4 separate regions of the Homo sapiens genome follow, and regions 1, 2 and 3 are each linked to region 4. A link is a loop called in an ENCODE intact Hi-C map of the cell type or tissue named here. Cell type or tissue: heart left ventricle. All regions are shown on one strand. Each heading gives the region's core, and the rest is flanking DNA. Links, peaks and the distances in the headings are about the cores only.

Region 1 (8,047 bases), core at 2,018-7,017, 230 kb after region 4:
TTCTTGATTTAGAATATGGCACTTCACTTCACAGATCTAAAAATTTGTCTTTGCCAGTATACTCAGAGTTAATTAAAGGCTTTTGGGACTGACTGAAACTTAAAACTCATGAAACTTACAAGGGATTGACCAGAAAGCCAGGTGGTTAATTTACAATAAAAAGATACTTTACCAATACCGTAACAGTGGATGTTAAAGTGAAGGTGGATTGGTTATTAGAAGATTTCTTGGTAAATTTAGAACAAGAGCAGGAGTGGTGTAATATCCTGAAATACGCAGAAAACCTGAAAACCATCCCTACCTCCACACAGAGCAGAGCTCTCTCATGAGCCAGCTCTTGGTGTCCATCGCTAGCTTCTGAGCAATGCTGGATGAGCTCATTACAGTCTACATCTTGATTTTTGCCCTCACTTTCTCTAGATTCCTGGCTGGCTCAATATATTACCATTGATTAGCCTACTGCTTTCTTTTGTATTTAGTGATACCTTAATCACATATTGAGGGCCTGGTTCTTCTTACTTAATTCGGGAGACTTACTGGCCTATAAATACTGTTCTGCAGGTGGCTAGTCTCGTGTTAAACAGGATGGTTTTGCTAGTCTAATCCTCACTCGATTCACTTAATCTGCACATTCTAGGGATACTTGGCTGTTACCCTCTAGGTTCTAACCATTATGCCTCCTCTTATTTATTTATTTATTGTCTCTTCACATTGTATAAAAACAGCTGTTTTAATTGTCATTGTCTAAACTGGCAAAGTAAGAAGCATCAAGGAAGGCTAGGAAGAAGCCAGGAAGCATCAAAGAAGGCTCCCTGCAGGTTTCAGGGGGATCATAGCCCTGCCAACATCTTGATTTTGGACTTCTAGCCTCCAGACTATGAGAAAATACAGTCCTGCTGTTTTAAGCCATCTATAATAGTTTGTGATAACTTTGTTCTGGCAACCCTGAGAAACAAATGCATTTTCCTTTCTGTTGTAATAACTTTTGTTAGCCAATTTTTAAAGGGTCAGTCTGCTAGCAACAAATTCTCTTAATTTTTTCTTCATCTGAAAACTTTTTTTCTCTTTCATTCTTAAGTATAGTTTTGCTGGACATAGAATTCATGGATGATAGTCTTTTTCTTTCAGCATATGAAAAACATTTTGGTATTTCCTTCTAGTCTCAATGGTCTCAGAAGAGAAATATATCATTCCAATTGGTGTTCGCCTGTAGTTAATGGATCCTTTTTTCTCTGGCTGCTTTTAAGATTTTTTTCCCTGTATCTTTAATTTTTGAAAGTTTAATCATAATGGGCCTTAGTGTAGCTTTTTGGGAGTTTATTCCATTTGGGGCATGCTCAGCTTCTTAGATCTGTGGGTTTGTGTCTTTAACCAAATTAAGGAACTTTATAGCCGTTATTTCTTCAAGTACTCTTTCAGCCCCACTCTCTCTCTTCTCCTGGGATTTTCATATGAATCTTGGGTCTTTTGTATTTTCCCACAGGTCCCTAAGGCCCTGTTCAATTTTTGTCAGCCTGTTTTCTGTTATTCACATTAGGTGAATTCTGTTGATGTATTTTCAAGTTCACTGTTTCAACATCTTCTATATGTCCACACTACTATTGAGCCCATATACTGAGGTGTGTTTTTTTTTTTAATTTCTATTACTGCATTTTTCAGTTCTATAATTTTCATTTGGTTGTTTTTATAACTTGTATTTCTTTTGCATGTGGATGTCCAGTTTTCCCAGCACCATTTGTTGAAAAGATTGTCTTTTCTCTAATGCGTGGTCTTGGCACCCTTGTTGAAAATCATTTGACTGTATATGCAAAGTTTGCAAAATCATTTGACTGTGTATACAGTTTATTTCTGGGCTCTTTATTCCATTGGTCAGTGTTTCTGTTTTTATGCCAGTACCATACTCTTGATTTCCATAGCTTTGTAGTATGTTTTGAAATCAGGAGGTGTGAGACTACTAACTTTGTTCTTCTTTCTCAAGATTGTTTTGGCTGTTTCAGTGTGTATTTATGTCAATGTGCTTGCAGTAAGCTATGGCTATTTATTTTATGATATTTTAAAATGTTAACTATCGATCAGAAGTTGGATTATATTGGCACAGATGGGTCCTCTCTTTCTGTCACAGTGTGTATTTGAATATTTGTTTTGTTTATACCTTATTGACTTTCATACATTTGAGAGGGCCCTAGCTTTGGTTTCTCAATAGAAAATTTTGTGTGTCAGGACAAAACCAAGCTCAAGCTGTTTAAAATAGCCAAAAAATTAGAAATTTACCAATGCTATTCTAGTGTTGCTGAGACCTCAGCTGAATGCCATCTGGTCTTGTAATGAATCCAAAAAGTGTAACATTTACAAATAGAATAGAAAATACAAATTTTTGGTTTGCTACCATTCAGTTTGTAAAATCATGTTAAAATTCTAATTCTGAATTTTACAAGGTAACTATGTGAGGTGATAGATATGATAATTAGATTAATTTTGCTAATCATTTCATAGGATATACATATTTCAAAATATGTTGTATAACTTAAATATATTTCAATTTTTATTTGTCAGTTATACCTCTATAAAGCTGGAAAAAAAGAATGTTACAGAATGTTCATCAAAACTATCAGTGGGGTCGGGCACGGTGGCTCATGCCTGTAATCTCAGCACTTTAGGAGGCCGAGGTGGGCAGATCACCTGAGGTCAGGAGTTCGAGACCAGCCTGGTCAACATGATGAAACCCCGTCTGTACTAAAAATACAAAAATTAGCCGGGCATGGTGGTGCGTGCCTGTAATCCCAGCTACTCGGGAGACTGAGGCAGGGGAATCGCTTGAGGCAGAGGTTATGGTAAGCCGAGATTGCGCCACTGCGCTCCAGCCTGGGCGACAGAGAGAGACTCTGTCTAAAAAAAAAACAAACAAACAAACAAAAAAAAACCATCATTGGGTCAATTAACATGTTTCTGTTTATAAGATTTTTCTCTTTTATCTGAAAATCTTTTCAAATAAGGAAATTAAATCTTAAAATTAACGTTAAAATAGAATTTTTTACTGGAGTCTACATAATGTTCTTATTGATTTAAAAAAGTTTTGCTAGTAGCATATTAAATTAACAGCATGCTATACTTTCATATGTTTATTCATGGCCCCTATAAGAGCAGAAATTTTACTAACTCAAAAAATGCCATAGTCTATAAATATATAAAAATTCTCATAAATTTTTAACGTCTTGATGGAAAAAGCAATTTAAGATGCTTTTTTTCCAAATTAATTAACCAAATAAATATCTAGATACATTTACATGATTAGAATTTGTTAACAGAACAAACACGACTTAGAAAATGTAACAATTTTATAAAGTTGATGTTGAGTGTTAATGTTCTCAAAATTTAAAATTGGATGAATTGATAGTTTCTATTGCTTTTCTGGATCACATTTCCAAAGCCAGGTCACTTTATTTTTTACGCAGGTTTCTGATTCTTTTTTTTTTTTTTTTTTTTTATTTCAGACAGAGTCTTGCTCTGTCACCCAGGCTGGAGTGCAGTGGCACAATCTTGGCTCACTGCATCCTCTGCCTCCTGGGTTCAAGCAATTCTCATGGCTCAGCCTCCTGAGTAGCTGGGATTACAGGTGCACACCACCACGCTTGGCTAATATTTGTATTTTTAGTAGAGACGGGGTTTCACCATTTTGGCCAGGCTGATCTCGAACTCCTGACCTCAAGTGATCTGCCTGCCTCAGCCTCCCAAAGTGCTGGGATTACAGGTGTGAACCACCATACCCAGCCCTGATTCTTCATTTTTTTTTAAAGCTTGATTTAGTACAGATGAAACTGAGTAAAGGCAAAAATGATCACTGCTGTATTATGAGAACTGTGTCATTTGTCACAACTTTTGTGTATTTACTGCCATCTAGTGTTGCCTTTAAAAATTGATGACACTTGAACACTACTTTCATTTGCAAAATAAAGAAATTTTTGTAGACTGAACCAGAGAATAGCCTACCAATGTAATAGATGAAAACATGTGAAAATGCCATTTTTTGTGGGTTAAAAATAAATACTGGCGGTGTCATAAAGTTCAGCTCTCAAGATTAAATCAATATTCAAATAATTTCCCTTAAGTAATTATCATCCTTCTTTTTGAGGCAAACTTAGTTTGCTTTTTTGATGTAATTTTTAGCAAAAGATTACTACTTTACCTGCAGAATTATGTATGTCTCCAATTTCTAAAAAATAGAAATGGCCTGATATCTTCCAAATATTAAATCTTAGATAATACTTCATTTTAGTAATGACAGTTTTAATTCTAAATTAATTGACAGTTTTAATTCTAAACTTGGCAAGATGTACCTATCAGACATGTTGAATTACTGACAATTTACCTACTAAATTTGGTTCTTTTTCTAAGGTGAAGACGAGTTAACTACTCATCCCAGAAATTACACTGCATTTCTAATGTTTAGGGCCTGGTGACCACCAAGCCTGCCTGTACCATGCATGTTTAATTCGTGGTTTAAAAAATATCATTTAATTACAGTTTCTTTTAAAAAATAAGTTTTCATGTGGCACCCCCTCTCCATCTGCCAGCAGCTGCTTAGAAGCAGAATTGAGGCCGGGCGCAGTAGCTCACGCCTGTAATCCTAGCACTTTGGGAGGCCGAAGCGGGCAGATCACAGGTCAGGAGATCAAGACCATCCTGGCTAACACGGTGAAACCCCGTCTCTACTAAAAATACAAAAAAATTAGCGGGCGCTGTGGCGGGCGCCTGTAGTCCCAGCTACTGGGAGGCTGAAGCAGGAGAATGTCGTGAATTCGGGAGGCAGAGCTTGCAGTGAGCTGAGATCCGGCCACTGCACTCCAGCCTGGGTGACAGAGCGAGACTCCGTCTCAAAAAAATAAAAAAGAAAAGAAAAGAAGCAGAATTGAGTCTTATCTGTAATACCAGAAGTATCCTCTGAGAATGAACTGAGCCTTTCCAGGTTCTTTTGTGCCCTGACTCACAGGCTTTATTTTCCTAGTTTCAGATTTGAAAGTTGCAAGCATTATACAGATAATTCCTATATATTCTTTATCAGGATTCACTGATTTTGAACATTTTGTCACACATGTGTTCTTCCTCTCTCTCAACTAAGAGAGAGGGAGGGAAGGAGAGAGAGAAACAGAGGGAGAGAAGAGAGAGAGATTTATAGATATTTGAAACTATACAAATGTGGATTCTATCCCTATACTGCCTCTTAGGGTATCACCTTGTCTTGTGAGCCCATTCCCTTGACTTCAGAGTGAGGCCAGTGCAGCCTCCCTTGCATGAGTGTTCTAAAGAGTAGAAATAACACATGTATAACTCTGATTATGTGTCTGGTATTGAGCAGGTGCTTACTAATTTGCAGGTCTTGTTACCACTCTCACAAGGCGAGGCATAGATGAGGTTGTATATGTGAAATGCCAAACACAGGGCTGAGTACTTGGTCAAGGCACAGGGGATGTGAGCTGCAGTTCTAACCAGCTTAGTATCAGAATGAAACTTTCGTTATCTTTATTATCATTTTCATGATTATTTGGTTAAGCAGGTAGTGTCACAGCATAGAGGTAGCTTGGGGTGTCAAAGTCTGGTGGTAACTGAATTAGAATCCCAGCATTTCCTTTTAATCTTTGAGTCTCAGTTTCCTTGGATATAAAATGGAGACATTGGTAGTGTACACAAGAAGTGTCAGGCACCATGTTTGATGCAGAGGAGGAAGTGGAAAATTGATAACAGTTTATAGCACCACTGTTGTTAATGAGTTCCTCTTTCAGCAATTAGTTCATATGACTCTGTCAGCTCTAGATTTGTTGTCATGGGCCAGGCTCTCCATCATAGCATTGCATTGGTTCCGTCTGTGTTACAGTTTGCTGCTTACATGTTTATCTCCCTCTCTTACGTACCTTCTATCTGTGGCATGGCTGTTTTCTTCTCTCTGCTGATCTTACTTCCACGCCTCAGCCTAGCCCTCCCTCCCTCTCATTCATCCCTCATCAAGACTTGCTGATTCTGACTTCTGAATATTTGTTTCGGCTCTCTCCCTTGTCACTGAGTTCATGTTCTTACCATTTCTCATCTAGACATACTTTTTAAAACAGCTGTGGTGAGCATAACTCACACACCATACAATTCCCTTATTTAAAGCATACAGTTCAGGAGCTCTCACCTAAACTTTTACAGCAGATCTTTTTTACAGAAGGAAAGCCTTCTGGCTTTCCTGCTTTTCCTCCTTTGGCCCATGCTCTCTACTGCTGGAGTGGTTATTCCTAAATGAAACTCTGATCATATTTCTCTTCCGCTGTGGCCCTCACATGGGTGTCCATGGCTTACAGAAGAAATGCGTTAGTCGAATGCCAGATGTTTGTTAGTCTCCTTCCCCTTCACTTCCCCTGGCTTCCATTCCATCCTTGGATAACCTAGGACCCTTTGTGAAAGTCACTGTTATCATTTACTAAAACTGTATGACAATCACGTGGCTCCATTACCAGATCGAGCTTCCTGAGAGCATGAGCAAGGACAGCATATGATGAAGCCTCAGTAACTGAGAAGCTTCATAAAGTAACTCAGTAGAGTTACTTTAACTCTTTGTTTTCAAGTGATTAAGTAACTGCTTGTTAAACGTTTATTAATTAATGAATGAGTCATATATAGTTTTTTTATTCAGTGTACATATAGTTAGTGCCAATTACTTAAGAATTAATTTATAATTATAAGGACTTTGATAATGTACCTTTGAGAAGTATACTAAGAAAACCCTTAAGTAAAATATTAAAATTATATCATTTATAAGAAAAGGCAAACTATATTGGGCAGTATGGTATAGTGGTTGAGAACATAGGTTCTGGGTTCAAATCCTGGCTACACCACTGACTAGCTCTGTGTCTTCAAATGAGTACCTACTTCTACAAACTTAGGAGGATTAAATGAATAAATGCATGCAGTATGTTTAGTACAGTGCCTGGCAAGATTAAGTGTTTAGTTTTGTTAGCTATTATTGTCATTGTTTCTGAAAAACAATCTGTTGTCATAGAAGTCTCTTCACCTAATTGAAAGGTTTGATTAAGTTCTGAGAATTCAGTTTAAAACTTAGCCTACAAAGGAGCCCACAACAAACTAAGTTACTAATCTGGTCACCATTTCCCATTGTTGAGCATGAGTTGGGTTGGTTTTTTATTTTTGGATTAGGGTGCTTTTGAATAGAATTATGGAACTGGGTTTTTTTTCTTCCTCCTCTTGTTTCCTTTATTCCTGTGATAATCTTGGAATTTACTAGTCTTTCCATGGGCTCTTTAGCTGTTATCTGGATAAAACATTGCTCTGTGTTCTCCTAATGTTGTGGGAATAATTAGTCAAATCAAATGCTTACATTGAATACATATTTATTATGTGCTAAAATATGCTAGGCATTACTATGATACATCCCTGGCTTCAGGAATGCTCACAGACAGAATTATGCAAGAGATACATTTCAGTGCAATAGGAGGCCTCTTTCTTCACCTCCTTCCCCTGTTAACCCAGCTCTCTCCATTCCCTCCTAACAGTGCCCTGACTAGTGCAGGCTCTGTTGGCCTGCTGAGTGGGCATTGGTGTGAGGATGATGGGGAAGATGTCCACTCACTGAGTTTATGGCTCACCAAGAGGCATTTTGTTCCCAAATCTGTTTATGTGTGGTATTCTTGTTACTGTAATTGGCATAATTTAATGAAATGGAATGGAGAATGATGAAAAGTGTGTGCTAAAATAGAGCCATCATTTCTATGAAAACCTTTGGAAAGACTTCATAAAGACAAATTGCTGTCAGATTGAATAAAGATGAGACAATTATAAAAGATTAGGGAAAAATCATCAGAATATGGACAGCCAGATTCTGTTTTTACATTGCTTCACAAGTGTCTTTAAGTTTTCACTCTCCTTTAAAGAAAACAAACCTGGGCATCTTAGACATTGTCTTATAGGTGTTATTTAGGCGCAGCAGAGAGTGAGACAGTCCATCACTGGATCCTACTCAGAGGAAGGGCCCTAGCTCTACAGCAAAAGATTTGCA
Region 2 (8,047 bases), core at 2,619-7,618, 440 kb before region 4:
TGCAGGACCTGGGAGGGAACAGATGGAGTCCCCAGATGGTCAGTACAGACTCAGGAAGTAAATAGAAATGCTTCAAACCCAACAGGGAGATAAGTTGGGGTTTCAGATCCACGGCCACCCATTCTGCTCCTGGCTCTGGCCTTCTTTTGTGTGCCATGCATGTCAAAAAATTGTTTAGAGAATTTAGGTGACTTGAGCCATTTGAAGTGGGGGGAAGAATTAGTAGAAATAAAGAATAAAAATTCTATTCTATTAATAGAGCTGAGCTGCACCCTTGCAGTATTGTTTGATTGTTGACCCAAAGAAGCGTCAAGGGTGCAGCTCAGCGTGATTTTCCCAGGCTGGAAAGCACACGATCTGAGCTGGAGTTCTCCTTGGGCAGGGCTGCTATGTACTGCTGAGTAGATTGTTGAGTGTACCTGCCCGACAATACACAGTGGCCTTGCTTGTATGAAATGCACTTGGAAGAATTCCTTATTGAATAGATTTAATTATAATCTAATCTGCCAAAAAAGATTTCAAAATATAAAAAACTTTGTTCCCTTGGATCTTCTCTTGTCAGTTTTATTGCGATGGTTTTTTTTTCAAATAATAGCTTCATTGAGATATGATTTATATACCATACAATTAACCCATTTGAAATGTATAATTCAATGGTTGTTAATGTATTCAAAGTTGTGCAACCATCACAATAATCAATTTTAGAACATTTCATCATGCCCCAAAGAAACCCCATACTCATTAGCAATCACTTCCCATTTCCTCCAACCACCCAGCTCTAGGCAACTACCAGTCTACTTCTCTCTCAATGGATTTGCCTATTCTGAACATTTCATATTAATGGAATCACACAGTATGTGGTCTTGGTGTCTGGCTTCTTTCACTTACCATGTTTTCAAGATTCATCCATGTTGTAACATGTAATAATCATGTATTCTTTTTTATTGACAAATAATCTGTTTCTGGAATATACTACATTTTGTTTGTTCATTCACCAGTTGATGGACATTTGAGTTGTGTCCACTTTATGACTATGATGAATACTGCTGCTATGAACATTCGTGTACAAGTTTTTGTGTGGACATATGTTTTCATTTCTCTTGAATATATACCTAGGAGTGAGATTGATGGGTTATATGTAACTCTATATTTAACCTGTTGGGGAGTTGCCAGATTGTTTTACAGAGCAGCAGTACTGCAGTGTATGAGGGTCCCAATTTTTCCATATACTCACCAATACTTACCTGTCTTTTTGACTCTAGCAATACTAGTGGGTATGAAGTGGAATCTCATTGTGGTTTTAATTCCATTTCTCCAGTGGCTAATTGTGTTAGTCATCTTCCTGTGTGTATTGAACATTTGCATATCTTCTTTGGAGAAATATCTAGTCAGACAGTTTGCCCATTTAAAAAATTGGGTTATTTGTCTTCTTAGTATTGAGGTCTAGAAGATTTTTTAAAAAACATATTCTAGATATGTCTCTTATCAGATATATGATTTTCACAAATTTTCTTTCATTCTGTGGGTTGTCTTTTCATTTTCTGATGGTGTCCTTTGAAGCACAAAAGTTTTTAAATATTGAGTAAGCCCGATTTTATTTTTTCTTTTGTTTCTTGTGCTTTCAGTGGCATATCTAAGAAATCATTGCTTAATCCTAGATCATAAGGATTTACATCTCTGTTTTCATCTAAGAGCTTTGTGGTTTTCACTTTTATACTTAAGCCTTTGATGGCTGCAATGTGGAAGACAGCCTTTTCAATGTGGTATCTCTTTGCAATGCACATTCTGTGCAACCTTGTATGGTAGCCCTGACTTAGGAGAACCCAGTATCAAATGAATTCTATAAATACTTGTGGTTTGCCTTTAATAAGCAAGACACTGCATGTGTCTATGAGTGTTAGGGCAATGTTTAGGGGATGTGCAGTTGCAGCAATTGATTTTAGTAACTAGTTATTGAGCACCTTTTGTGTGGAGTCCTTGCTGGGGACACTCAGGTGAATAACACACAGTTCTTGTCCTCAGTGGGCCTAGAAGAAAGTGGGCAAGGTGAATGCATTGACACATAACTAGTGTATAATTCATCCATCTTTGTGGCTACTTGCATTTCAATGATAAAGTCAGGGTCCTTTGCCCAACAAACAGCATCACCCCTCCTCCCAAGCTGTCTCTGCTTCCAGCACCCCTAATCCCTGTCCTAGGGAGAGGTTCTGGAATGACCACTGTTTATAGCACAGACACAGGCTTGAAGTTCATTTGAATGTACAGTGGTATCCCACATAAATCATATAGCAGACAGCCTGTTTTATTGAGTCATGGAAGAAATACCCTTGGAAATGCAAGACCCACCTAAGATACACAGGACTTGGGCTACTGGCTAAGGATTTGCATGATGCTCCATCTGGTGTGTAGGTCATGGAGCATTTACGTTGTTATCAGCTGTGTGCTTGATACAAATGTAGATTCACAGACCACTGACCCAGAATCTCTTGGGATGGGGCCCAGGAACTTGCACCTTACTAAGCTCCCAGGGGTGACCCATGTATAATGACAGCCACCTACTTAACCCATTGTAAGGTATACGGATGTACTTTGGTCAAGGAATAGGCCAAGGCAGACATCCAGGCCAGAGTGACTCAGTGAGTTTAGGGTGTAAGTGCATATTCCACTTGTTATATAACCTGTTGTGTAAGTTCATAGTTGACTCGGAGTCACTATTGTTTGGAAAAGGTATAACTGCCCTGCTGATGCTGTACATCAGCATCAGCCCAAGAGCTAAACATGGCTTTTGGGCTGGGCTCAACGTGGCTCCTGGGCATGGCTCAACATGGCTCTTGTGCAGGTGCTGGTGCCCAGAGAGTAAAGCTACTGACCACTGTAAGGGAGAATGAACGTCTAGGAGATGGACACAGGGGAGCCAGGATACGGCTTGGCTTGTGCCCAAATGGAAGGAGTTAAGTTGCTAACCCTAGAGCTGGCCTTGCAGGCTGGCTGTGCAGCTGTGCGTGGGAGCCAGCTGCTGAGAGGAGCCACGGAGCCGGAGCAGACAGTCGAGATAAAGGCAAACAGTGTAAAGAGCTAGTGTGAGAGAGCTGCTGATGAGAGAGCTGCTGAATAAAACCATATTCACCTGCCTATGGCCCCCTGAGTGTTCTTTCAGTTATCTGCCCATCTACTACCCACTCCCTTCGGACCTCAGCATGGGCTGGAACCTAACCCTGAGCATGACATTGGGCGTAGTTGTGGCCCTGGTCTGACACCCATGCTTCCAAATGCTGTTTGGGCAGTAACTTCTCCCAATGACACATCAGACTCTGGGGAATGACCCTGTATTTCCAGAAAAACATAGCCACCCCAAGTTTTTTGAAGAACCTACCTAGCATACTCTTTGTAGGCATAAGAAGTGTTGATTGAAGCCTCACTCATATAAGGCAGCTGAGTGGAATCACAGTTTTCACCTGAGCAGGAGGCCCAGGCACAGGCCATAAAAGCTCTAGGCCAGCAACCTCTGCCCTCGCAGACAGAGTGGGAGTCAGTCTGTGTCTAGAGTCCTTTGTGAAACCTGCTTCTTGGGTAGCTGTGATGAGAGCTTTCTGACCTCTGGAATTTGAGCCCCTTATGAGCAAACGGGTCTATAGGAAGAGCCAAGTCTCCAGGAGAGGAGGAGAACAAAGGTCAGCTTCGTGTCTGCCTGTATTGATAGAGGTAAAGTCCTCTGTACACTTACTGCGCTCTCTGGAAGGTAAGGTCTCCAAGCTACTGCTTCATCTATCCAACCTTTGCTCTGAAGAGCCATGGCTTTCTGTGCAGCTAGGAGCAGTGAGAACAGGATTGAGTCAGCTGCTGTTGTTTTGGTGGGGTGTCTGAGGAACACACTTTAGGGGCCTGTAATTCTAAAGTGGAGAGTCTTTAGAATCTCAGTGAATTCCATTTTGGTTTCAAGCAATTCTTTTCAATTTTAGCTTCAAGTTTTTCTAAAGTTACTGATAGGTCGAACTTTAGTTTTGTTTTAAATTCCTAAGTAGAGAGACTCTTGCATCTAAAAATGGGGCTATTCCTAGAAGGGTGTAAGGCCTGGGGCAATTTAACCCATGTAGCCTGCCCAAGATAAGGGCAATAGAAAGGAGGCTGGGCTATTGGCATATTTCATGGAACCTTCAGGCTTTGGTTAGATTTGGAAATTTGAACTGTGATGATCAGAAAAAAAGGAATAAAGTGTAGGACCATGTGGGGCTCCCAGGAACTGCCTTGTTGCCCCTTCAAAGGACAGGCCAGTCTAAAATGGTAATAATTGAATCATTATGGCAACACTACCCAGTCATTTAAATGTTGGCTGTAGCTATGAAGAGGCCAGATAGATCTTATTTTAGTTGATAACAAGTTCCTGGGTTTGTTCTTAACTCAGTTCAGGTGTTGTCTCAGTTCTTTTTTGTGGCTGTAATTTACCCGGCACAAGCCAGGTCTGAGTTCGTCAAGTGCGAGCAGTGCTGAACAAAGGATAATGCTGCCTCAGGTGCCTGTTCTGGTTTGTTAGCCCTTTTTACAAGCTACTTCTTATTAGCCTGGAATACTTCCCTCATTGGTTACCCAGCTTAAGTCATCAATGTAGCCTGCCAAAGCACCAAGAACAAAACGGCACTGTGCATAATGCAAGTCTACCTAGAAGTTCTGTCTACACGTCAAGACCTCACTGGTTGTTTCTTATTCCCTTCCATGATAACTCAATGCTGCCCTGAGGAAAATGTCCAGGGAGGGAACCTCATTGATTTTGACCTGCAAATGTCCTAGTGCTTCCTCCTCAGTGATGGGTTGTCTTATGAGGGTGCACCCAACCTAGGGAAGAGCGGGTGAGCATGAACAGCCAGAGAACTTGATTTTCCCATGTCTGCTTGGGATGTGGATCAAAAGTCTTTAATGCTGAGTTTGGCTTTTGATAAAGAGAATTATTTTTCAGTTTCTGAGCTATAGTTAATTTCCTCACTGTGATTCTTCTATCAGATGGCCAGACACTGATGGTAAAGAACAGGTCATGTGTTCTTGTGACTTGCACTGAATTAACTCAATGCCTTGTGGGAAGTAGGTACTTGAAAACTGTTGGTTAGAAATAAGATGTGGATTCTTTGGCATTTGAAGGTCTTCACCAGCCGGGTGGCTGAAATGCTGGAGAGAAATTGAAATGAAAGGAGCTTAGTAATTTGGTCTATCCTTCCACTCTTCAAATGGTAAGAGTACTTACCCCCACACTCTTACCCCCACAAAATGGTAAGAGTAACACTTTCCCCTTATAGACTATATGGTTAAAACTGAGATATTGAAATTTTCCATAACCAGTTAATGGTAGGGCTGTATGGGAGACTGGACTGATATTAATCATATTGCTTGTCCCATCTAATCCACTTTCCTATGGCAGAGACAGCTGTGGTGAGTTCACCAAATGGGTCAGTGTGTCTACTTCACATCTTCCTTCAGGTGGTTGCTAGCCTGGACCCTGGGAACAGTGATCCTTTTTGGTATTTCCAATACTTAGTGTGGGTGCTCTTGTGTTCTTGAACAATCAGTTGCTTCGTGCACAGATGGAGCTAGCAGGGGCCCAAGTCACCAGTTTATTTTTCCAGTCTTTCCATTTTCGGAAGTAGTCATTTCCTTCTGGCCATTCTCCAGCTGTGGCTCCATCTATCTCTCTTGTCTCCACCTGGAACAGGTTCAGAAAACCCTACAAGACTCTTTTGCAATCCCAGAGACTGTGTTGGTGGAAGTACCCAGGTTGGTCTGTCCTTCCATGTTGATTAAATTGTTGCTTTTGGCAGAAAGCATCTGACCATGTTATTGGTATTGGTCTCCAAGAGCCAGTTGGCACACTTAAAGTTAGAGCATTGAGTGGCACCTCCATGGGGAAATTCACTCTCCCTCCATCTCTTAATTATAACCTTATGAATTATGCATTCCTGAAGACAGTGAAGCATTATGTGTGAGCTGTACAGTTTTTCTCCATCCAATTTTCTGTAATATGGAACTAGTAATGACAGGGGTTCCCACACTTCCTTTTTTATTGGATAGACTCCTTGGTATCTTTTTCTAGATGGCTGTAGCTCTTCAAAAGGCCATTCTGAGTAGCTAGAGTAAGACTATCAGAGGCAGGTTATGGAGGGGAACTCTTTGCTTACTACCTATTCTGTGCCAGTAATATGTTAGATACAGTTTATTTAATTGTTATAACCCTGTCTGAAATGTGTTCTCAGTTAAGGGTCATAGAGATTTGAATCATTCAGACTCAAATTCTTTTCACTGCATTCCTCTAGAACAATGTTTTCCTAAGTAGTGTTATATATCTATTTTTGTATATACATAGTCACTATATTTCTAAAACTAATTATGGGAAGATGTTGGATTACTACTACAGCACATAAAATAGAAGCCAATTTTTACCTTCATCTCCTACTTAAAAGGTACAATGTTAGGGTCTCTGGTTTTAAGGTTGAGTTTATTGGAGATCTGTCCACCAAAGGGTGGACTTAAAGTTCTTAGCTGTGGTTATGTCAATCTTGAAATAGAGTTGCAGGGCCTGTATATTCCATTTAGGTCAAGACTAAGTTGAGTGAACTTTGAGGCTTGGCAAAACTGGAATTGCCCATCTGTGGAGTAGAGAACTGGTAAGTTACTGATACACTGGTTAGCTCAATTCGTTATGCACTGGTTAGCTCATTTACTGAACACATATTTTGTGGGAAAGCCTGGAGCTATGAAATCAAGACCATCTCACCCCTAAGATGCTGAAAGCCTGATGAAAGATGGATTTGTAACCAAGCATACCCCAGAAGTAGGTTGCATATTCACCTCTTCCTTTGTTCTCTTTCCCCCTTATTCCTCTCTTCTGCCAGTAGCACCCACACCACTTCTTTGGTTCCACAGGAAACCTCCAGGATAAAGACACTTGCTGAGTGGAAGTGCTCACATACCAGCAGTTACTGTGTCCTGGAGGATGCCCTCAGTGAGATCTGGCAGCCAATGCCAGAGAATACAAAGTCATGTTCCTTTCTCCCATCCAGTGGGCAGGCTGCTATATTTCATGGCTAGTCAGCAATCTAGTCACTTTATCAGCAGTTTGCCTATGACTCCCTTAGATATTATCGGAATTTATAGAACATGAGACTACATTTTGAGAACTTAAAAGGTAGGCCGGGCATGGTGGCTAACGCCTGTAATCCCAGCATTTTGGGAGGCCGAGGTGGGTGGGTCACCTGAGGTCAGGAGTTTGAGACCAGCCTGGCCAACATGGTGAAACTCCGTCTCTACTAAAAATACAAAAATTAGCCTGGCGTGGTGATGGGCACCTGTAATCCCAGCTACTCGGGAGGTTGACCAAGAGAATTACTTGAACCTGGGAGGCGGAGGTTGCAGTGAGCCAAGTTCATGCCACTGTACTCCAGCCTGGGTGACGAGTGAAACTCCGTCTCCAAAAAAAAAAAAAAAAAAAAGTATTTAGGCATCTGTCAATGACTGAAATTTTATTTCATTTCATACCATCAGATTGTTTCATCTTTGGGGGTTTTGGATCTTTTCAATGCTCTTACAAATATGAATCACCTCTTCAGCAAATAAAACATGTGTGGATATTTTGTGTATACTGTTGACCACCATGGCCCTTGCCTTCCACTATATGACGAGACTAAGAAATGGATTAGAATAAGCATCCTTGTATCTGGTCGTCTTTCTTGGTTCCTCAATTCTGCAATCCTAGGAAAACAACCCCAGGGCCACAGTGAGATAGCACGGGTCTCATTATTCTAAAGACAGTGAAAATGACTTTTAATCTAGGAAACAACAGAACTGTTTCTTCTAAATTCTTGAGGAGGCCTTTCATTCAACAGATATGTTTATCCACCTGGAGCAAAGTCTATAGGAGTTAAGTAGTAGCAAATGTGGGAATACTGCTTGGCTTATGAATAAGCTAGGTGATTCCTGTCAAGTCCAGATGAACAATGTGAGCTATTGGCCTCTCATGAAAAATCAACTGTAGACAAGAAAGAAGGAGGAGTGTCATCTGGGAACT
Region 3 (8,047 bases), core at 277-5,276, 430 kb before region 4:
TCTCAGGTCCTATTACCAGGCAGAGGAGCTCAGAGCCCCAAGGAATAGCTCACAGGCTCAGTAACTAGACACTTGAAGAGTGCCGCAAACTGAACAGTAGACCCTCTGAAACAAGGATTGGACCAGATGCAACAAGGACTTACAGGGATGATCAAGAAACTTGAAATGAGGAATGGTGTTGGCAGCATGAAACAAGAAATCAAAAGACCAAGTATGAGAAGAATACAAATGAAGAATATATATATGTATATATAGGATAAACAGTAGTAGACAAAGCAGAATAAATCGGTGAGGTGGAAGATCAAATGAAGGAAACAGAAAAGTATAAAGCAAGCAGGAAAAAAGATATGAAAGACGGCTTTGTCTAGGAGACCAAAGGGAAAGGTGGAGACTAGCTAATTAGAGGTGACCAGGCTTAGGGTCACATGGTCATCCACAGAGGCACTGTTTGGCTTGAACTCAATTTAGAGAAATTGAGACCAAAATTATAAAATAAAATTTAATCCCCTCTTGGAGGAAAAAGGAAAATCAACATACTTCTATTAAAGCCAGCTTTCTTCTTCCTGCTTCATCCACTGTCTAGCTGGGTATGTGATATACTTGACCTTGGAAGTATGCATGCTTGACTATGCATATCCCTCATCCAGAACAGATAATGTCTCTTTGAAGTTATTGAACTATATAAAAAAGCTATGTTAAATGACATCCTTAAAATCACAGTGAGCCATGTACAATGTCAAAGACTGCCGAAGGAATACTGCAATCCAACAAACAGCTTCCATGGTTCAAGATTGACTGGTGATGGAGTAAGGAAAGCCTTGTGGTTTCCAGTGAGCAATAGCTTAGGTCACCCCCTAACTTAGGCACTTCTTTAGTAGAAAGTGTGACTTTTTATGAAGATAAGGGTAACCAAATCTGCTGGCCACCCTGGGCAACTGTGTTGTGGTGGTGGTAGTGGTTGTTTAAAATCCTGAGTTGCCTGTCAGATGTCTGTAGTCTTCTGTTGTCAATGTATTTTACATGCCTGTCATCTTCTGCTTGTAGCTATATCTGCCCAGGGGCAGCCCTGATGTACCTTCTCCCGTTTGGAGAAGGGAGACAGTCAAGCTTGAACTACCTGAAAGGCTTCTATCAGCCTTTCCTCAATGAGCAATGCCCTCTTCTCTGCAAATTGTGATCAGCTGTGCATGCAGCAAGATGAACAAATGGTTTTGACCAAGCTGGCCAGTTGGTCACTTTAATAAAGTGAGATGTGAACTCACTTTATTAAAATTCAAGGACACTGGTTTTCCTTACTAGGAATCCGGGACTTTCATATGGTGGTGGGTGTGGGATGGGGGGGTGGGGGGTAAGGGGGGAAGGGGTGCGGCAGGCACGAGGGTATGGGCAGCAGGTGGGCTGGTGGCGGGGGAGGTGGGAGGCCTGTATTTGGATTTCCCTTCTCTGATCTTTGGAAATTGCTCTTTGTGGCATGAAATGCTTTTCTTTGTGTCTGTTCTTGACATGCTGAATTACTTTGAACGAAAGTAGTGGCAAGCCCATCTCCCCTAGGGCAAAGATGAAAACATGTATATGAGGAGGCATGTTGACATGTATATGACATGTGTTCACATGTCACTTCCCCCAGTGCTGGAAGGAAGGGGCTGAAAAAGGAGCTGGAGGGAAAATCCCTATGCCCCTGTTTCCAGATGACCTGCAGTGTCAATATGAGGCAGTATTAATCTTTTGTTCATAGGAATAATCTTTAGGGGTTAATGAGCACCCAAGATCAAATGTAAGATTTCATGAGCACACTTGTTTGAGACGGGGTCTCACTCTATTGCCCAGGCTGGAGTGCAGTGGTGTGATTATGACTCACTGCAGCCTCAACCTCTTGGGCTCATGTGATCCACCCATCTTCCCAAGACTACAGGCACGCATCACCAGGCCTGTCTAATTTTTGTATTTTTTTTGTAGAGACAGGGTTTCACCACATTGCCTAGGCTGGTCTTGAACTACTGGGCTCAAGCGATCTGCCCCCCTCGGCCTCCCAAAGTGCTGGGATTACTGGCATGAGCCACTGCACCCAGCTCATGCGCACTTTTCTAGGGAGCTCATATGTTTTACCAGATTCCCAAAGGTGTTATGTGAAACCAAAAAAATTGTTAAAAAAGCAATTCTGATGGGAGGTCATGGAAAGAATAATGGTCCTAAAAATAAAGGAAAGAATGGAAGTCTTCTACTTAACAGACTATTTGCCCTTGTCCAGTAGAAATGCCACTGCCCCTGCCCCTGCCTTTGGCCACCTACCTTTGTGGGTCACTGAGGTCGGGCAGCCTGACAGGCCTAGATGGACTGGCTTAACTCTAAGGAGTGGCGAGTGAGTTTTTAAATGTAGGAATGTCATTGGTTCTAACACTGGTTGGTGTAGATCTGAGTGCTTGCTCTACACCAGGCATGGTGGTTAGTGCTGCCAGTGTGAGTCACTTTTATCTTCACAATAACCTTAGGGATAGATGGTATTATCCTCATCCACGATGATGAAAGGTATCAGAATTCAATCAAATGAAAGCAGAATGCACTGCCATTATTAAAGTCCGGTGGGCGTTCTGCTCTTCAGAGAGGGTGTAGAATGCAAAAGAAGTTCCAGGCTGCATAAGCGACTCCTTCTTCCTCTCCAGTGAGTTTGAAGCGGGGGCGGGGAAAGAGCTTTGAGTTCTCCTCTGCCGTCACTAGATGGCGGTGTGTCAAAGGCTATTTCCTACCAGGATGCTAACCTCCAAGGAATGCACCTGTTTTGTTCTGGGGTGTTAAAATTTTTTTTTGCCTGAGTTTGAAAGAAGAGTTGTAGGAATGAGGTAGGAAACTCTCCTAATCTATCCCTCCCACGCATCCCCACCTTTCCCCAGAACACTTTAAACCGAATGTTTCATATTTGGCTAAATAGTGCATCTCTTAAATAATGCATCCTACCTGCCTCTGTCCCCTGGAGTAATTCTGCATTTCCATCTGCAGAGCGTCTGCAACTGGCATGATGACTGCATTCTCAGCATGTCGTAACAGTTCTGCAGTGATAAGGCCTTTCATCTTAAAGTCTTTACAGAGTTCTCCTTATGGTCCTGATTCTAATGCCTTGAAATCTTGAGACATACAGTAGTGCAAAGTCCACAAACACGTGTTGAAACATTTTGCTGCTGAGGTCATTAATGACTCAAGAACATTATGATCCTTTACATTTCCCCCATCATCTACTTTGTCCTGGTAAATGAAATCCTGCTTGGGTATTCTCTGATGTTATCAATACTTTCAGACACCTTCTCAAATGTATAACTCTTTGCCAAATGTAGGCAGTCAAAAGATATATTTTGTATCACTAGGAGCTGGCCTTTTTGAAGCCATATTTTAGTACTACAATGAGACCAAAGTAAGTAATCTTATTCAATTAGGAGTTTTTCTTTAATCAGTAGTACAACTTTAATGGCTGCTGCTATTCTGTAGGGCTGTAAATGTATTTTTATTGCACCCTTTCCAGCAGTTAGACACTGAGACGAGTCTCTTGTCTAAAGACCTTCATCTAAAATCATATATAATTCACTTACTAAATGGCTAAACTGGAACTGTGCCTCTTCTCTTACATAGGAATCTAAAACTTAGAATTATTAAGCAGTGGGATCCTCTTCCTTCTCAAATGTGCTTGATGAAAATGTCCTACAGTCCTAAGCTGTTTGTTTCATAAGAGAATTAAGGGCCAGGTATGAATCCTTGCATATGATGTATGTTCAGGGATCTTTGCAATTTCTTTAACAGATCCATAGCAAAGATTTCTTAGTTATATGGAAAATAGTCTCGATTCTTACTAATTTGTATGTTCTGTTTTGAGGCTCCCATTAAGAGCACCTGCATTATCAGATTGCTGTTTCTAACAATCTTTCCTTTGAAATACATAAACACTATTATGACTTATGATATTTTTGCATCTATCAGAAAATATATGCCATCCAATTTTGCTAGTGCTAAAATAAGTATCAAAGTGCTTTCCTTAAATACACTTTTATTTGCTATTTCTGTGAAGCAAACTGCCGTTGGACTTCCCATTAAACAATGTCTAGAATCTTTGCCATTGTCTCTCTATGCTAGTCACACTTACAGCACCTACTTTCAGACTCCTCATCTTTCAACCTGTTGTCTCCTTTCAGTTGCTGGATTAAGTATCATTTGGGCTACATGTTCCCCCCTTGTCCCTAAAATTCCTTCCCATTCCACCCCAGCTATTCTAATGCATTTAATAATATGTCTTTGGATATGTATGATTTCTTCAATGTACAGTGGAATGTATTCCAATTTACATAAATAGTTCTACGTTATTTTCTGTTATGGCCCTTCAATCAATTCCAAGTTTCACCTTATTGATCTCATTCTTTCTTTCCACTCAGTGCTTAAGATGTGTGTACAACTATGAATGCATCCTATTCATGGCATTTAACTGCAGGATGGTGTTCTAGTATTCATCCGAATTTCCCTTATCTGATCCACTAGTGATGGTCATTGTGTCAATTAAGGTAATGTTAGCTAATGGATCAAACACGATGAGTTTACTAATAGGAGTATCAGTCATTTCTGGCTGGATGCAATAGCTCATACATGTAATCCCAGTGCTTTGGGAGGCTGAGGCAGAGGGGATTGCTTGACCCCAGAGTTGGAGACCAGTCTGGGCAACATAATGAAATCCTATCTCTACAAAAAAATTGAAAAAAAAAGCTGGGCATGGTGGTGCACACTGGTAGTCCCAGCTACTTGGGAGGCTGAGGCAGGAGTATCACTAGAGCCCAGGAAGTTGAGGCTGCAGTGAGCCGTGATTGTGCCACTTCAGCCTGGGCAACAGAGCGAGACTCTGTTTTTTTCTTTCTTTTCTTTTTCTTTCTTTTTGAGACGGAGTTTTGGTCTTGTTGCCCAGGCTGGAGTGCAATGGCATGATCTCGGCTCACTGCAACCTCTGCCTCCTGGGTTCAAGTGATTGTCCTGCCTCAGCCTCCCGAGTAGCTGGGACCTCAAGCATGCGCCACCATGCCTGGCCAATCCTGCACTTTTAGTAGAGACGGGGTTTCTCTATGTTGGTCAGGCTGGTCTCTAACTCCCGACTTCAGATGATCCTCCTTCCTCGGCCTCCCAAAGTGCTGGGATTACAGTGTGAGCCACCGTGCCCGGCCGACCCTGTTTCTTTTTAAAACAAACAACCCAGTCACTCCTGATAGGTGCACCTGGGTCCCCAGAGCACTTCTATCTCGTGGCTGTGCCATCTTCAAACCAGGGTTTCCTATAATGATCAGGAAGCAGAAATTGAGGATTGCATCTGAGAGGATTTTCTGAGCCATGCTGAGAGGGGTACAAATCACTTCTATTCACATTCCATTGATCAGAGCTGTGGTCCATGCCCATTGCTGGGGAGGCTGGAAAGCTATTGTTGTATGGCTTTTAAAATTTCTATTTTTCAACTAGCATATAGAACTATAATTGGTGTTCTTTTATTTTTTATTTTATTATTTTATTATTTTCATCTTTATTTTTGAGATGGAGTTTCGCTCTGTCACCCAGGCTGGAGTGCAGTGGCGTGATCTCGGCTCACTGCAAGCTCCGCCTCCCAGGTTCATGCCATTCTCCTGCCTCAGCCTCCCGAGTAGCTGGGACTACAGGCGCCCGCCACCGCGCCCGGCTAATTTTTTGTATTTTTAGTAGAGATGGGGTTTCACTGTGGTCTCGATCTCCTGACCTCGTGATCCACCCGCCTCGGCCTCCCAAAGTGCTGGGATTACAGTCGTGAGCCACTGCGCCCGGCCTATAATTGGTTTTTAAATGTTTACCATGTATCCTGTGACCTTACTACATTTATTAGTTATGGTAATTGACTGATAGATTATTTAAAATTTTCTTTATAAACAATCATGTTGCGGTGGCAATTTCTAGTATACCCTGTTAACAGAAGTTGTGACAGTAGATATCCTTGCTTTGCTATTGACTGTAAGGGAAAAGCCTTCGGCATTTCATCATTAAATATGATATTACCTATAGGTGTTCTGTTGATACCTTTCATCAGATCGAGGAGTTTCTCTATTCCTAGTATGCTGAGAGTTTTATCATGAATAGGTGTTGAATTTTGTCAAAGGCTTTTTTCTGCATCTATTGAAAGAATCCTGTGATTTCCCTCCCCCTGCCATATTGTTAATAAGGAAATTATATTTATTTTTTTCAAACCTTAAACCAAATTTACATTCTATGCACAAGCCCCACTTGTTCACAATGTATTGTGTTATTAATATTTTTCTAAGAATTTTTGTATGTATGTTCATGAACAATATTGTTCCGTAGCATTCTTGTATCATCTCTGTCTGGTGTTGGTATTAGGGAAGTGCTGGCCTTGAACTATTTTCTGAAAGTTTATATAAGACTACTGTAAATTTTTTCTTGAATATATTAGTAAAACCATCTGGGATTGGAGTCTTGTTTGTGGGAAGGATTTTAAAAACAGTCAATAATTTCTTTAATAGGTGTAAGCATTCTTATTTCTAGACTTCTTATTTCTTTAATAAGTTGTGTAATTCATGGAACTTGTCCATCTTATCTAAATTGTTTCATTTACTGTTGTTCAGTTCATAATATTCACTTATTCTCTTAATATTTTTTACTCCTGATATTGGTAATTTGTATTTATTTTCTTGATTAGTATAGCCAGGGGTTGATCAGTTTTGCTGATCTTTTATTAGAACAAATTTTTGACCTTAATTTTCTTTTTTCTCTATCTTATCAATTCTTATATATATTCTACTTGCTTTGGGTTTACTTTACTTCTTTTTGGAGCTAATACATGGAACCTCAGATCCCTGATTTAATACATTCTTTTCTAAAATAAACACTTATGGCTGTAATTTTCCTCTGAGCATTTAAGCCCTGGTTTAGCTGCGTTCCATGCATTTTAGTGTTTTATTTTAGTTATAGATCAGTTCTAAATATTTTCTAATTTCCTTTGATTTCCCTTTTGTCTTGTTAGAGGTGTATGGTTTAATTTCCATATTTTTTTTTTCTAGAGCTCTTATTGATCTTTGATTCCATTGTGGACTGAGACCATACGCTGTATGATTTCAAACTTACGGGTTTATTGAGACTCGATTTATAGCCCAGAACATGATCTATCTTGATGAATGTATCATGTATGTTCTGAAGTTTGTTGATGAAGTGTTCCATAAATGGCATTTAAGTCAACTTGGCCAAAAGTATTTTTCAAATCTCAGTCCTGTTTAAGTTTTAAATCTGGTTTTCTATCAATAACTGAGCGAGGAGCATTAAAAAAATCCAACTATGATTATGTATTTGTTTTTCTTTCTTATACTTCTATCCATGTTTGCTTCTTGTACTTGTAAGTTCTGTTATTTGGCTTATACGTATCAATCATTGCTTTGTCTTCCTGAGGAACTGACCCTTCTATAATTCTAAAATGTCCTTCTTTATTGATGGCAGATCTTTTTGGAGTACCTTTATCTAATCTTAATGTAGTCACTCTAGTTTTCTTAGGCTTCCTATTTGCATGGTATATGTTCTTCTATAGATTTACTTTAAACCTATCTATATCTTTATACGTAAAACATTGTCTCTTGTAGATAGCATGTAGATATGTTTTGCTTTTCTTAACCAGTCTGACAATCTCTGCCTTTAACTGGAGCGTTTAGTCCATTTACTTTAATGTAATTATTCATATGGTTAGGTTTAGGCCTACCATTTTGCCATTTGTATTCTGTTTTTCTTATTTATGTTTTGTTCCTCTGATTTTCCTTACCTATCTTTTGTGTTTATTCTTTAAAACTCCATTTTAGGCTGGGTGCGGTGTCTCACACCTGTAATTCCAGCACTTTGGGAGGCCAAAGTGGGTGGATCATCTGAGGTCAGGAGTTCAAGACCAGCCTGGCCAACATAGTGAAACTCCATCTCTACTAGAAATACAAAAAATTAGCTGGGCATGGTGGCGGGCATATGCAATTTTAGCTACTCAGGAGGCTGAGGCAGGAGAATTGCTTGAACC
Region 4 (8,047 bases), core at 1,015-6,014:
AGAGGCAGGAATCTACCAGGTTTCCCAAACCTTGGAAGAAAGGTCCCCTCCCAGTCACCTCCCCCTAGGGAGAAAAGTAGAGCATCCTAAGGGGAGAGGTCTCCGCCCCTGACCACGACCACAATTGTGAGACCTTCCTCTCTCCCTTCGCTTAACTGACAGAAATGTTTTCCTCTTTTTGAAATGTGGGAACAAGAAAGCCATTTCACTGCTAAAAAACAGACTTGGAAGCCGAGGATCAGGCCACCCTTAAGAAGGCTTTGTTGAGTCTCCAAAATATTCCACAAAGTGTTGATGTAAACAATGCACTACTAATTAAATGTTACAAAAAAAAATTCAAGTACACTGTTCCTTCCTCAAGTCTTTCTGAATCTGCAAACTTTAGACTTTAACCATGAAGTTCATCTTGCAAGTTTTAAACAAATTTTACTTAAGTTTAATCAAATTTTACTTAAGACACTTCAGTAGAACTCTCATTCCCCAAATAAAGAGTTTTAATACAGAAGAGCGGATGGCTTAAAGCACCTGATTTCCCTCTCATATAACCACTTGTGGTAATGAACTTAATAAGATAAAGGCATTGCCATTTTCCATTAAATTATATTGCTCTCAAAAGAAATCAAAATCAAAACTTTAAATATTTTAAAAATCCATTTCAAATCATGGACATTAAGAGATGTAATCTGGAATACTGCCTCCATTGCTTGACACATAAACAGACTTCAGAATATCACATCATTAAACCTAAGTTTTCTTTTAGTAAAATGAAGTTAAATAATAGTCTTTATGAATATCCAGAGACCTGTGCACTTATAATATGCACACCTGTTTGTATATTATACTTTAATATTAATCTATCTCTCTGTCTCTGTCTCTTTCTCTCTCTGTCACTCTCACTCTTTCATAATCCTTGTTCATACTCATCTCCCGGGAATACTGTGAGAATCAGAGGGGCTGATGTACTTGGCAACGATCTGTAGACCACCAAGCACTAGAAGAGGAAGAGGACACCCATCATCACAGAGCAGGTGGCCTCACACACCCACACCTATCAGAACTGGGACTGGCAAGAGGCAGTGGGACGGCATTTAGAGAAGAGGCTGGAAGAAGGCAGATTCCACCCCGCACCAGCTGTGCTGCTTAGGCAATTCTTTGACTCCTCTGTCCCAAGTGTATCTGCCTGTAAAGTGGGCACAATAACCATTGCTTCACAGGATAAACGCCAACAGGGTGGGCTAACTATGCAAATACATGACAGATGCCTCCTACAGCTGCCCACACTTCTTCTCCCCACCTACCTGCTGGCTTTAGTCCTTCCTTGTGCTCTCAGTGGCTGCTGCTGTCTGACCAGCCCCCTGCTGCCCCCCTGCCTGCTCCTGTGTGAGGGCACTTTGGGGCCAGATGCCATGCAAGATGACACGGAGGAGGCAAGGCAAAGCTGGCCCTCAAGGGTCCACCCTGGGGTCCTGATTCCAGGCCTTCTCAGGTTCCACTCTCCCCTCCTCTGTACACAGACCACTCTCCTGCTCTCTTCGTTAAGGTGTTTAACCTTCCAAAGCCTCAATATACTTGTGTGTAATAAAAAGAAAAGAAATAACAGGTTCAAGAAACCAGACAGCAGCGTGAGGATAGAGGTGACAGCCTTCACTGTTGGAAGCATCTTTTCTTGGCTCTGAGCGGTAAAGCAATGCACCCAGGGTCACAAAGACAGAGGTGGCAGCCAGGATTTTAGCCCAAGTGGCCTGACGCCAAAGTCTTGTCTCCCTCTCAATGCAGCTGTGTAGTGGGGCTAGACCCCAGTCTTCTCCATCTTCTCCCCTGATGTCCAATCTAAGCACAAGCAAGGGGCTTGCTGTGGAACCACAGCTTCAGACAAGCCCCAGCCACACCCACCTCCACTGAACGGCCACCTCTTCCTGCCACTTTGATGCAGAGATAGGAGCTGTGCCAACGCAGAGCTGCCCACAGTGGAGAGGGAGTGGAGGGTGGAGCTGATGCTCGTCTCTCAGGACTGCTTTCCCAGTGCCAATATCTAGGTCACCCTCCTGATCCCCAGTGTGATGACTCACCACTCGCCTCTGTCACAGCCTGATAAAGAACTCGAGCCATTAAGAAATGGAACAAATTACTAAATGGGAGGCACAAGAGAAACCCAGGATTAAATTAGTTCATTATTCATAAATCATAAATGACTCTTCCTCTCACTGATGCTTGTCTCTGTCTACCTACTGGCCTTGCAAGAGCAACAGACTTCTATAGGCAGGAGGTCAGAGACACAGGAGGCCCAGGCTGAGGGCCCCAGGGTTGGCAGCCACCTTTAGGCAAAACGGCTGGGCTGGCCTCGGCCCGTTGCCTCTGAGCTGCTCTCTGGACTGCAGGGTCTTGGAACTGAGTCGCCGGGTTTGTAGGGCGAACACTGCAGTGCCTGCTCCATGGCCTGCTGTGCCATGGAAAGGTTCTGATACCTGAGGTGTCTAGTATGGTTGAGACACAGTTGTTGTGTGGGCCGGGTTGCCTCTGTGAAGTATGTCACCTCTGTGCACCGGATCATCTCTGTGGAGTGTGTCCCTGAGGGCCATATCACCTTTGTGAAGCATACCACCTCTGTGGAGCATGTCACCTCTGTGGGCCAGGTCACCTCTGTGGAGTGTGTCACCTCTGTGGCCTGTGTCACCTCTGTGGAGTGTGTCACCTCTGTGGTCTGTGTCACCTCTGTGGCTTGTGTCACCTCTGTGGGCCATGTCACCTTTGTGGGCCAGGTCACCTCTGTGGAGTATGTCACCTCTGTGGAGCATGTGACCCCTGTGGGTCATGTCACCTCTTTGTGGGCCATGTCCCCTTTGTGGGCTGTGTCACCCATTGGGGAGTGTCACCTCCTCAGAGCATATGACATTTCAGGGCATATGTCATTCCTGGAATGTGCCTCCTCTCTGACGGGCGTGTCTCATGACCGAGAGTTCCTTGATGCTTTTCTGTCCTGGCTGGAAAAAGGAGCAGCCTGGGCCCCTCCCGGGGCCTGCCGTGCTTGGAATGGAGCCAGGACGGAGAGGGACCAGCCAACCCAGTGCCAAGGACGCCAGGGCATCTGTTCCCCAGCCCGGAAGGAGATCCCGCCCCGCTCTCAGTCAGGCCCCGCCCTGCAGGTCTGCAAGCCTCCTCCAAGGAAGGCGGAAGGAGCCGGGGCCGTGTCTCAGGGAGCCCGAGAGGCGGAGCCCGGGAGGAGGCCTGAGTGGGCTGGGGAGGGAACGAACCCTACCAGGATACTGGAAAGGGACACGAGAGAGAGGAGCCGCCCCCTGCTGGTCACAGCTGGGAAAGGCGCTGCAATCAAACTCAGTCCCAGGGCACGGTGCCAAGGGAGGCGGAGGAACTGCAGTGGTTCCCGATGGACATCTTGTTGCTCTTAGTGTCACCCCAGCGCATGCATGATTCCTAAGCTATGGGTCAGGGAGTCCCAAACAAACAGCAGTGTTATTCTGGAACTACTTGGATGAGGGTATTTTCCTAACTAGAGCTTACTGGGATTGTGCAAGTGGCAGGGACTACTCTCTAGGTCACCCGACGTAAGGGGCCAGTTGTATTTGAAGGGTGAGCCAAGACTAGAACAGAGGTGAAGGGAGGTGAAAAGGTGACCAAACAGCTGGGTGCTGCAAAGTGCCTGACAGCAGGAGGTGGACACAGGTTCTTATGTAACAGCAGTAAGTGCCATATGCTAACAGCCTGCCATGTGCCAGCTGTACCCAGGGTCTCTGAACCTAGCAGTGTCCCTATGCACATCTCACAGGTGAGGAAAATGAGATCTAGTAAGTGACAAGTGTCTAAGCCAGGATTTTAATCCAGGTCTGAAGAACTTCAGAATCCATGTTTTATTCATGTCACTTCTGAATTTGGGCCCATTAGCAGGGCCAATGTGCTGGCATCTTAGCAGCAGCTAAAGCAGGCATCTGCAGCCCCCTCTTGGTCTTGCCACACAGTCCTGGCTACACTGACATTCTAATTGGGAGGAAGGTCAGATTTCTCCATTCTCCATATCCAAATTCATCTTGTCCACTTTGATTCTTGGATTTGATCACTTCCCACCCCACCTCTTACTTAACTGTTCCCTGGGCAAAATTCCAGCCTTAGCCAGAAGGGCACTGTTCCTACTAAAGTCAGAAGTCAGAACTTCCTCCCTTCAGCCTCTCCAAGCTCCTTCACAGCCGGCTCCTAGACTCAGCCTGCTGCTGACATGCACAGACAGTGCCCTGGCCCGTCACTGAAGCTCCCTGGGATCCCACAACCCATCTGACTCGACACTGATTTTTACAGCTTTGCAAATAGTTGCCTTAGTTCCCTTCCCCTGAATGCATTATAAAGTTAAAGGGAGAAAAAGAAGTCTTTAAAAAATCCCCCAGCTATCTTAATTAACATGCAGAATGCTTTTCTGGCAGTGCACAGGCTGTGATAAAACGGGAAGCTTCTTAACACAACATATATTTAATCTGTGGCATTCGCTTCCACATGAAATTCAATCAGATATTTTAAGGGAGTTAACAAGGGCTCTCAGATCGAACTGTGAATAAATGCAGGTGTGATAAATACACTCAAGCTACTGAGATGTTTTATCAAATGATAAAGGTGTTGAGTGGGGTGGGGTTGAAGGACAAACCTTAATTCTAATTCTGTACGTTGTCAAAGAGGGTAGGAGAATTTATTAGACAATGCCAGGGCGATCTAATGACCCATTGCCTCTGAAAAATCAATTAAACTTGCTCATTTGTTCTGTTTTTCCAGGAATCTTTAATTCAAGTCTGCCGTATGCCAGGCACGAGGGAGGCAGTGACCAACCAATAACGCAGTTCCAGTCTCTGCCCTCAGCCCCAGCTCTGCCTGATGAAACTCACAATCTAATAGGGAAAGGTGGATAATAAACAAGTAAACAAATGCAAATGATAATTTCCAATTGGGTTAAGTAACAGAGTAAATGAGAGGGTGTTCAGGTAAGACATCTGCAAGGAGTTGATACTTGGAGTGAGACCTGAAGGATGAGGAAGGGCCCGCCATGCACCAGGGAAGAGCCTGTTGATGTTTCTGAGACCACAAAGCCCTGGGCATGTTGGGGGACCAGAAAAGAGCTGGGACTTGGTGAGCAGGCAAGCACTATAGAACAGCATTTGGTCGCATAGGTAAGCCTAACCACATATCCTTTCTTTTTTCAAATTAAAGGTTTCATCTGCTACAAATCTGTGGAGAAAGGATGGTTTGGCTGCTGGTGTGAGGAGAATAGTTCACTACAGGGAGAAGAATAAAGCCACATCTTCCATCACATACAAATGCAAACACCTAACAGATCCAAGACCTCGCTATGTGAAAGCCAACAGAAATAAAGAGTTAATAGGAAGGAAGGAGGGGAATATCTTTGTGTTGTTGGGATGAGAAGGGTGTCTTAACATAATTCAAAAACATAACCCTCGGATGAAAACTGGGCAAATCTGACTATATCAAAATTAAGAATTTTTTTAAAAGAATGCTTTAGACAAAGAAAACAGATAGGTGAAGACTTGGAGCAGATTTTGCGTTGTCTAAAGCCAAAAGATAATATCTATAATAAGAGCTGGCAAACTACAGCCCACAGGGCCAAATCCAATTGGTCACCTGTGTTTGTAACTAAAAATAAATAAATAAAGTTTTATTGGAATACATCCATGCCCATTCATTTATACATTTATGTCTATAGCTGCTTTTGTGCTACATCAGCAGAGACAATATGACCTTCATAGCTTAGAATATTTAATATCTAGCCCTTTACAAAAAACAAAACCAACCAAAAAAAAAAAAAAAAAAAAAAAAAACCTGTGTCAACTCCTGATCTAGACTACAAGGGAAATGGGTAGGAAACTCACTAGAAAAATTGGCAAAGGCTATGAATAGCCAATTTGCTGGACAGGAAATGAGCTGGCTAACTAATACCTGATGAAATGACTAATCTTGCCAGAATTTAGAAGAGTGCAAATTGAAGCAATATTGAGATTCTTTTAATGCCTATCAGGTCTTTAAACATTGGAAAAGTAAGTGTGAGGAATACTTAGAGAACTAGTAAAGCATTACTTGTAAAGATGACTTCTGGTTGTGTATGGGAGGGTGCCTATGGAGGAGACTGGTGTGTGAGTCAATGGACTGAGTGAGGAAGATCTGCCCTCATGTGGTCAGCACCATCCAATCTGCTGGGGGCTGGAATAGAACAAAAAAAGAGGGTATAGGATTTCTCCTTTCTCTCCTAGAGCTGGGGATTCTCTGCTCCTTCTGCCCTTAGATATCATAATTCCAGACTCTATGGCCTTGGGACTCCAGGACTTACACTGGTGGTCCCTCAGGTTCTCGGGCCTTTAGCCTTGGGACTCCAGGATTTATACCAGCGGCCCCTCACGTTCTTGGGCCTTTGGCTTTGGACTGAGAATCACACCTTGGTTTTGAGGCCTTTAGACTTGGACTGAGCAACACTACTGGCTTCCCTGGTTCTCCAGCTTACAGATGGTCCAACATGGGACTTCTCAGCCTCCGTGATCACATGAGCCAGTTCTCCTAATAAATCCTCTTTCCTATATCTGTATGTATATCCTATTAGCTCTGTCTCTCTGGAGACCCTAAAACAATAAGTAATACCAAGTGCTGGTGAATATGAGAAAAAATAGGGATCCTGAAGCTATCAGTTAGAGTGGAAATGTGTCTAGCCATTCTGAAGAGCATCTTGGCAGCATTTGGTTGAGCAGCATGAAATTGCCAATATTGACCCTGAGAAGGATTCCCTGGGAAGGCCTCCTGTGCCCTGCTCCCCACCCTAGTCCACTGGACAACAAAGTCAGGCATGGGCATTGTTGACTGTGCACCCTGCATGGTGCTCACCTCCTCCTTCATTTCCAGGAGGATGCTATTGTTCCCTTTCCCTTTCACAAAGATCCCATGTATTGGGAAGGGAAGCAGATCCCACACCAGCTCCAGGGCTGGGCCAGATTGGGTCAGAAATGGGCACGTGGCCAAATTTAGGCCCCAGAGATTGAAGGCAAAATTTGTCAGCAGCTTTTTGGGAAGTTTTCTTTACTCTGCCAGAAGAGCTTCCAGAATCAGTTCTGTCTGTCTTCTCTTGAACATGAGCTGTAAGATGCAATGACTTTGGCACTCTGGGCCGCACATCTGCTTGGACAGAAGACGATGCCAATACCTGGAAGAGAGTAAAGCAAAAAGAACTGTCGAGGGGGGAGGCAGAGCTCAGATACAGACTAGGTTAGCCCTGACTCTTACTCAATCCCTGGGTTACAGCTGAGTGGTTCAGAAATGATTTAAGCTGGCTCATGTTACATTTTCTCACTTGCAGGGAAGGCACTCTGCCTGATAGAAACCCTTTGAGAGCTGTGGGGATTCAAGTGTTGAAGGAATCTGTGCCTCACCTCCAAGAGAAGGTTGGAAGGCAGCAAACTTCTCAGAGAACAACCTCCCTCCCACCCCTGTACCCCTTCCCCCACACACATACATGCTGGCCTGGCTCAGGGTGCATCTATGCAGTGAGGACTCACAGCCTAGAGTTCCCTGCATCCCCTGCCCCATGGGGTGGGACAGTGCCTAAGCTCCCTAAAGTGAAGATTAAGATGGAGATGCTTGTGGAAGTCATTTATCCAGGAGGTGCTTTAGGAGAACTACCCCAAAAGTGAGGGAAGCAAGGAAGGTCAGCACAAGGAGCCAGGCCAGGATGCGGTCCCAGCTGGAATCTGGCTGCAGCCTGATCCCACGTGGAGGTCAGGAGCACGAATTGCACCATTGAATGGCTCCCACCTGAAGGCAAGGGGTCTGGCCTTTTGTAGGTTCTCATCAGTCCATCATTAGCTTTATGCTGCCCTAAGGGAAAGACCTAAATGCCCCCTTCCAGATGCAGCACCACCCATTGGCCAAGGACAATTCTTGAGGCAAGCAGGTGTGACCGCTTAGCTTTCAATATTCAAGCTGCTGGGGCAAAAGTGCACAGGCCAGAAGAAGGGGTTTGGGCCACCAACTGTATCCAGTACAGTCAGTATGG

Evidence for each region. Peaks named below come from ENCODE experiments on the same cell type or tissue, not always from the same donor. Only the 100,000 strongest peaks of a DNase experiment are listed, where the experiment ranks them.
Region 1: a loop joins it to region 4, with 3 times the contacts of the local background. A loop is called at or near these places in 37 of 110 quality-filtered maps.
Region 2: a loop joins it to region 4, with 2.4 times the contacts of the local background. A loop is called at or near these places in 47 of 110 quality-filtered maps.
Region 3: it touches region 4 in a loop (9-fold over the local background); 47 of 110 quality-filtered maps call a loop at or near these places.

What each region holds. Positions count from the first base shown.
Region 1 is chr3:43,540,234-43,548,280 of GRCh38, reverse strand. The region is part of intron 11 of ANO10 (anoctamin 10); the gene reads left to right. Among named protein-coding and RNA genes, the nearest start is that of ANO10, 78 kb to the left of the region's middle. In heart left ventricle, for the core only: a CTCF peak has its summit at 3,898 (motif pointing left); no DNase peak of the experiment used is centred there.
Region 2 is chr3:44,202,024-44,210,070 of GRCh38, reverse strand. No RefSeq gene overlaps it. Among named protein-coding and RNA genes, the nearest start is that of TOPAZ1, 36 kb to the left of the region's middle. In heart left ventricle, for the core only: no CTCF peak of the experiment used is centred there; no DNase peak of the experiment used is centred there; H3K27me3 peaks cover 695 bases.
Region 3 is chr3:44,193,496-44,201,542 of GRCh38, reverse strand. No RefSeq gene overlaps it. Among named protein-coding and RNA genes, the nearest start is that of TOPAZ1, 44 kb to the left of the region's middle. RefSeq lists an enhancer at 2,583-2,632. In heart left ventricle, for the core only: a CTCF peak has its summit at 2,709 (motif pointing right); a DNase peak (open chromatin) is centred at 2,684; H3K27me3 peaks cover 17 bases.
Region 4 is chr3:43,764,869-43,772,915 of GRCh38, reverse strand. No RefSeq gene overlaps it. Among named protein-coding and RNA genes, the nearest start is that of ABHD5, 78 kb to the right of the region's middle. RefSeq lists an enhancer at 1,952-2,451 and a silencer at 3,210-3,389. In heart left ventricle, for the core only: a CTCF peak has its summit at 3,299 (motif pointing left); DNase peaks (open chromatin) are centred at 1,950, 2,375 and 3,255; H3K4me3 peaks cover 971 bases; H3K27ac peaks cover 2,933 bases.